Linked DNA regions of Mus musculus: all the other regions are linked to region 2. A link is a loop called in an ENCODE intact Hi-C map of the cell type or tissue named here. Cell type or tissue: heart. All regions are shown on one strand.

The links. Peaks named below come from ENCODE experiments on the same cell type or tissue, not always from the same donor. Only the 100,000 strongest peaks of a DNase experiment are listed, where the experiment ranks them.
Region 1: it touches region 2 in a loop (2.0-fold over the local background); 3 of 42 quality-filtered maps call a loop at or near these places.
Region 3: it touches region 2 in a loop (2.2-fold over the local background); 4 of 42 quality-filtered maps call a loop at or near these places.

Annotation. Positions count from the first base shown.
Region 1 is chr2:137,012,687-137,015,186 of GRCm38, forward strand. The region is part of intron 4 of Slx4ip (SLX4 interacting protein); the gene reads left to right. Among named protein-coding and RNA genes, the nearest start is that of Jag1, 100 kb to the right of the region's middle. In heart, no CTCF peak of the experiment used is centred here; a DNase peak (open chromatin) is centred at 1,335.
Region 2 is chr2:137,090,847-137,093,346 of GRCm38, forward strand. It overlaps Jag1 (jagged 1), which reads right to left. Exons shown (of 26, transcript NM_013822.5): 9 at 2,361-2,474; 10 at 1,651-1,764; 11 at 1,104-1,150; 12 at 590-763; 13 at 9-159. Among named protein-coding and RNA genes, the nearest start is that of Jag1, 24 kb to the right of the region's middle. In heart, a CTCF peak has its summit at 1,119; no DNase peak of the experiment used is centred here.
Region 3 is chr2:137,001,430-137,003,929 of GRCm38, forward strand. All of the region lies in intron 3 of Slx4ip (SLX4 interacting protein), which reads left to right. Among named protein-coding and RNA genes, the nearest start is that of Slx4ip, 110 kb to the left of the region's middle. In heart, no CTCF peak of the experiment used is centred here; no DNase peak of the experiment used is centred here; H3K27ac peaks cover 539 bases.

The DNA of each region.
Region 1 (2,500 bases), 78 kb before region 2:
ACCCCAGTGACCTAGACCAACACACCTGAAGAGTTCCCCTGACTAATCACCAGTTTGTCATTGTACTGTAACTAAGCTATAGTCCCCAGATTACAATGCATTCTCACCTCTCAGCTTTTATCCATGCTGCTTCCACTTCTGTGGGAAAACTCTCACTATTTTAGGACTGGGCCCTGGTACAGTCAGATACTGGGGAGGAACACAAGTGTTGGAAAAAGCAGAGGAATTGTTGCTATTCATTGGTCACCTGCTTCTTGACTTTCCTTTGGTCTGCTTCCATCACAGCAGAGGTGGAGGTGGTCTGTGAGTTACAAGTCATGAAGTAGCCTTTCATTTTCCAAAACCACACCCTGCCCTGTATAAGATTCCAGGGTAGGAAAATCACCTAGCACAGAGGGAGAGAAAATGCTTTCCTCTTACCCATCCCCTCTGGCAGTCCTTTAGCATCTGCCTTTTAGTGCCTATTACTGAGTGTTAGCCGGTCAGACACCAGCACGGTTGTGTCTGAAATGGGCATTTCTAGCCACTTTTTCTTCCCATTGGTGGGGATTAAAACTAGGCTTTCTACAACTACACAAGTGCCCCACTGCTAAGCTATAACTACAGCCTGCAGACATCATCCCTGACTCTTTCCCCGAAGCTGAGAACAGGCTTGGAGTTGTGTAACTTGTCCAAAGGTCATGTAGCTGTGAAATGCCAGTAGCTATGTGATGGACAGCTGTCTAATGACAGGCTGTCTTGTGTTTCCTTTAAGGAGAGTCATGTCTGCTTGTCCTTTCTCTTAATAAAAATTCCCTCTTGTTATTAAGGCATAGTTCTTTTTAAATTACCCAGGTACAGGATCAGTGTTCTGCTTGAATTAATATATGCATCTTTGTTTTAAACTTTATATCTCCCATCTCTCATCTTGAGACAGAAAATAGACACCCAAATAGCCCATCTTCTAATCCAAAGTATCTGTTGCAATAAATTGGCTATATAGATAACAGTCCATTTATGTGTGTGGAGCAGTAGGATTTTTTTTTATTGCTTATTACTCTATTCTATATAACCTTTTCTTTTAGTTAACATCTAAGAAACCCAGCCCTTTAGAAAATGTCATAAGATAAATTAAATTTCCCTGAGTTCTGTGGTTTCTGTCTGAAGGGTTTTTTTCCCCTATGACTATGCTTTTCAGTTGAATATTTCTCTGAAGTCTTAGCTGAGGTCTCCAGCCAAAGTGCACATGCGTCTGTCTGCTCATCCTTTTGTGGCATCCAGGTGTGGTGTGTGAATGGCCAAGGCAGGAGTACAAGGCTTCCTCCCCACCTCCTCCTTTCCAGCCTTTGGGGATGGGGCACATCGCCATCGTGTTAGAAAATCCATGGGTGTTCACACAAGAAAAGAAAAAGGCAAGCATGGCCAAAACAAGCAAGTTCTTCCTATTCTTCCCTCTGTCTGAGAAATGTTCCCTCCCTTCCCTTAGTGCCTGATGCAACACGAGATCCTGCCAAAGAAAGCTTTCTCCTTGCTCTTCAGACACAGGCTTGTTGTGAGCTCTGCTCCCTGATGTCCCTGTGAGTGAAAAATGTGTACATGTAGAATTTTGTTTTGTATTTATTTTCCTAGACTATTGGAAACAGAGCCATTTCCTAATTAAAATAAATTTTGGAAGTGAAGCATGTTTCCCCTGAGCCCAGTCCTTCCTCAGCCCAAACCCGGCATCTTCAGGACAGACTGCAAATCAGCTGCAGCACACCACCTATATGATCCCCTGCAGCTGCTGCATCTCTTAATTTTCACTATTTTTCTAAAAAAAAAAAAAAAGACTATATGTCCAGTGACTGCTAAATCTCAACAAACATAGGGCCTTGATAGATACGCTATTTCTCATCATTCCTTATGTGAGTCAGCTTCTACGGCAGAGCTCTGAGTGCACACCCACAGGAGGAATGGTACTATACTCTAGTCACAGACAGAGGGTGTATAGGCAGTTTCTGACTCTCAAGGTACAGAAGGGAAGAACTGAAAAAAGGAAGAAATAGTCAGTTGTGTGGTTTTCTGAATAGTAAGCCAGCACAGCATATGCTCAGTTACCTGTTCTGTTAAATATTCATAGTTTTTACACATTGTTTTTGTTCACAGCCACTTAAGAATTGAAATGGATTTCCCTAGTCTGTCATAGAACTTAGTTGGAAGCATATGTTTTCTTTTTACACATGTGTTTAAATAGCTTTGGTTATTATTTATATTTCTCCCCATAATGTACTCAGTCAAAACATTTTCTAAGCTTTCATCCACATGCAAAAAAAAAAAAAAAACCTTAAAAAGGACAATAATGCAAACAAGTGCCTGCAAGCCCTCTCGTGAATATACTGTGGCATCAGCAGAGATTATTTTTCCAAGAATGGGCAATTTGTAAAACTTAAACTTTTAGACATTTTGTAAAAGTGCTAAAGCAGCAATGACAACTCAAGATGCTTTGCTTTCTCAAATGTGGGGGAGATGGTGCTCACCACTT
Region 2 (2,500 bases):
GGAGATACCTTCGCAGGTGGTGGTACGGCAGTGGTCTTTCAGGTGTGAGCAGTTCTTGCCCTCATAGTCCTCGGGGCACTTGCAGAAATAGTCACTGGCACGATTGTAGCACTGGGCGCCATTCTGGCAAGGGTTGGGCTCGCAGTAATCGATGTCCAGCTGCCATATGGCAAGAGTGGGAAGGAGCAGATCAAAGGAAAACAAAGGCGTCATCATCACTTCTCTGGGCAGTAAACAATTGATTGCTCCAACCCCTTCCACAAGGAGACCCCCTATACAGAATACACCCATGTAACCCTTAAGGTCGTCAGGTCCCAGGAAAGCATTAAAGCCCAGGGCACGGTGACAGCATAGAAAACAGGGCTATGGGATGACACTCAGCCAAGCAAACAGGCCACAGTAATCAATAAGAAATCATTCAACTCTGCCTTCTACAGCATTTGTCTAGCAGACATCCTCCAGTCAGTGGGGTGCTAGTTGGTGTCAGGGGTCTAAACAACTAGAGTGGGGCAAGGAGGGGAAAGAATGGTGATGGAGAATAGGGTTCAACACTAAAGCTTGGTGACCTGAAGTTTTTGCCTCCGCTCACCTGACAGAGGTTTCCAGAGAAACCAGTGGGACAGAGACACTGGAATCTGTTGATTTCATTCTGACAGTGACCCCCATTCAAGCAGGGGTTGCTAGCACACTCATCGATGTCTCTCTCACAGTGATCGCCTGCATAGCCAGGTGGACAGATACAGCGATAACCATTAACCAAATCCTGGGAGAAGAGAAGGGGGAGAAACACATACATATTTATCTATGTATCCACGAACCCAGGACGTCGTCAGGGATTTGACAAGACTGCTGTGGTTCAGGCCATTCACTGAAATGGCCTCGTGCTAAGCCTGGGCCCAGACTAGCGGTTCCGAATGCCTGCCTTTAAGAGGCTCCTGACAAGCTAGGGTTGGTGAGGGACTCAGCTTCTCACCAGCATTTTAAATCCCATAGGAGCAAGACTCTCCCGTGTCACATAAATCTTAAAAGATTGTTGTCATGTGTCAAGCAAGGTTTCTGTTCAAGCAATGACAAGGTTTCTGTTCAAGCAATGACTTACGTACCCGACAGGAGGCGTCATTCTGACACTGGCCAAGGCAGTCATTGATATCTGAAAAAAATAAACAAGCCGTCACATTAAGGAGGCACGTGACATTGAATTCGGGTTCACCTGAAAAGTACAAGACTGATAAAAGTTTCAATCAGATTTCCCTGTGCTTCCGGTGAGATAAGGCTATGCCACAGGGTGGGGACCCTCCCTAATCCTCCCAGACGAGGGAGTGAAACTTCACCTCATTGTTCTCATCACCTTATCAGAATATGCCCAATTTTAGCAACTAACAAGCCTGATAAATTGTATGTTTTCCTTACTGCTTTAGCCTGGCCCCTCCCTCTCCAAAAACATTCCCTTCCCCTCCCCCTAATAAGGTTTTTCCTTCTATTCAGCTGGAAGGTGCTTAAACAGCTTATATCAAGAAGCTGTGGGTTCCGTCCTTAACATCACAAAGTAAGGGGAAAAGAGTCCCAGAACCCGAGCAGGGGTTGGAGGGGGATGAATGGAAAAAAGACTTGTCACCCAAGTTTCATGAAAATCAAAACAAAGTCACTCACTTATGTCACAGTTCTGACCCATCCAGCCAGGAAGGCAATCACAGTAGTAGCTGGCAATCAGATTCTTACAGGATCTGGCATTTACACAAGGTTTGGCCTCGCACTCATTTGCATCTGAAAAGCAGCAAGGATGAACAGTGACAAATGGGGGACTGCCCCCACCCCACTGCTGTCCCCTTGAAATGAAAACACCATAGTGCTGGTCTGAAATATGAGACATTTTAACAAGCTAGCTAAATAAGAAATAGGAGGTGTCTTCTATTTGGAGCGTTGGAACCCTCTCCCAGCCTTTATCCATCAAGGGTTGCTAATTGATAACTTTCTTTTGGGCTGCTGGCTGACAAACAGCAAGCCACCAGGCACTTGTGTGCAAAACCCAGCACAATCCAGTTGCTGGGCTTTAAATGTGGCAAAAAGAATGCAGACAGCTCGTTCCTCACGAGGTCATCCCTGTTTAGAACCCAGCTGAACACTCCTGGGACAATTGACATGGTTCAAGGAATCCCAGGGCTTTCCCACAGGACCTAAAAACCCTAGGCCATTTGCATGCAAGGTATTTCTCCCAGGCTCGTTAGACCCTGATAATAAATTACTTCGTATGATGGGATACAGATACGCACACACTGCTGGCCACATGCTCGTCCCTCCTCACAGCTCTGAGGAGCACAGCCAACCTTGGCAAAGAATTACAGTCACGAGAGTTTCCTTACCTAACTGACAAGTCTTGCCAGTCCACTGGGGCGGGCACACACACTTGAATCCATTCACCAGATCCTGGCAGGTGCCCCCATGGGAACAGTTATTTGGAGAACAGTCATCGATGTCTGTCCAATGCAATGAGAACAAGAAA
Region 3 (2,500 bases), 89 kb before region 2:
CACACACACACACACACACACCACACACACACACACACATCAAAGTCAAAACCTTAAAAAGTTAAGTTACTGAGGAGTCAACAGTTATTCTAGGGTTTCTAACTATCTTTCTACCTCTTGACTTTAAGAATTCATTCTATGATATTTGACCTTCCTGGGAGCTTCAGTTTCCTCTTAAAATGAGAGTTTGACCAGATAAGGCTTTAGTCTCCTATGATTTCAATACTTCTGTGAGCTCCTATAGTGTAGAAACATTATTTCTTTCCTTCTATAGAGATCAGGGACAGATAGTGAGGCATACCCTGTTCAAAAGTTTCAAAACAGACTAGCTATATTGCTCTGTGAGTATAAAGGTGCATACTGCCCAACAGTATGTGTATCCCCAGGATACACAAGGTAGAACGAAAGAACTAACTCCTGCAAGATGTTAGTTCTGACCTGCACGTATACACTACAGCTTGTATGTGCCCACACAACTACACTAATATACACCAGAAATAAATGAGTAGATATAATTTTAAAACTTTCAAAATATGCTGGTCCTTTTTTCCTTCATAGTATTTATCTGCTGCCATGACTCTTCGAGAAGTGAATAATAGTCAGTTGTACTAATATTGAATGATAACAAGACTAATAACGGTTGGATGGAGAATGGTATTTGTGAGTTCAGTTCACTAAGACTAATCTATCCACCCACAAATTAGTTTTAAAAATACATTTTCCATCAAATAGAAATACCAGTAGTACTTTGTGGTCATTATTTTGCAAGGATACTCAGTGACCCAATGCTGAGAAGAGGAAACAAGAACTGGTATGGTTGTTTTATCACTAAGGAAGTTGATTATGGGCTGTCCTCTTGAAAACTCTCTATTTAGCAGGTCAGAATCTTTCTCCACCATTTACCTTCTTCAATCTCAGATTTTAGATCACTTACACATGTCTATATGATTCAAATTAGTGAGTTCACTATAACAAAGTGCCTAATATTTCACATAAGGGACCTCACCCCAGTAGCTTCTGATAGCTTCTAAAATCTCTAATTCCAGACTCCAACTTTCCCATGCTCTTTCACAGTTTGACTACTTCAGCTGTAGACCTTTAGTGTTGGTATTTAGGCAGTTTTGATCAAGAAGTAGTTGATATGGAATGCTCTGGATAGATGCCCTGCAAAGCATGAGGTGAGATTTCTTGTCAAGGGGCCACAAGGTGCTGTGCTCTTCCAACTAGTGCCTACTCTAGAACAGTTAGGCATGACTTAGCAGAGGTGCATGGTGGGACCTGCAGAGAGGTGCTTTGGTGGTTACTGCAAGAGGTCTGCTTATTCTAATAAGTTGAGCATTCCTCTCAAAGTAAAGTCAATATTTCGCTATCTCTGTTTTAGGCTGTTTCTTCAAAATACATCGTCATTGACATTAGAGCTAGTCTGAAATACTTTATGTGCATGCTTTAAAAGGAGAGTTAAAGAAAGGTTACTGCTTTACATTGTTCAGTCAGTGCTTTGTTGGTTTTAGCCTTTAGATCACCTTATGATTGAAGTTTCATAAACAACCTTTTTGATTGCATTCTTTGTATGAAAAGAGGACTGGGTTAATATATTAAACATACGTTTTATTTGAGTCCAGTTCAAGAAGTCTTTGCACTCAAGAGGCAAACCGAAATGGTCCCATCTGTAAACTTGCAGAAGTTATTAGCACAAGCCCCATTAGCCCTGAGAGGCAGTGTCTATCTCCCAGTCATGGAGTTTTCCTGCGTCCTCTCGCCGACCTCTCAGATTTCTCTGGCTGTTTTCTCCTGTACAACTCTATTTGCTTCACCATGTCTGGCACCATCAGTTCTTAGGGACTTTTCCCACTCTGCCCATTGCTGTCTTTAATTCCTAAAACCAGCTTCCCAGAAGGAACGCCTGTACTATAGTGAGACGCTTCATGTGTATGGCCTCTATTTTTGTCTTACTATTTTTAGTCCTAGCCTTATAGGGTATTTATGGCCAAATTTTAGCAATCCCTGTTGCCTTGTGTGTCTTCCACATATTTTCTAGCTCAGTCATAGTTGAACCCTCCATGTGAAGCAGAAATTATTTAATTGCTAGAGCGACAGTATGAGGCAAGGCTGCCTTTGTGTTCTGTCAACAGTGCCAAGGCATTCAGCTGCAAATGGATATCTTTATATCCCACAAAGAAATGCATCTTTTAGTTACAATAAAAATCAAGAGAGAGAAGACTGGTATTTGTATTTTATGTAGAAATTTCTGTGTATGTGTCAAACCAAGGGTTTTTTATATACTATTTAAGGGGTGTTTGCAGGAAAGGAACTCACTATGGCTGCTCTAAAGAGCAGCCAAAAACCTGGTTTATGTTGTAATTATGAAGCATTTAAAAGACCAACCTGTGATGTCTGAGAAACAAGTGAAACAGGTTTGAGGTGACCTGAAGAACTCTGAGAGTGCTTCAGAGTTGTTGGGAATTGATCTAGGATTTATTACTCATTTGGTGTCAGTTTT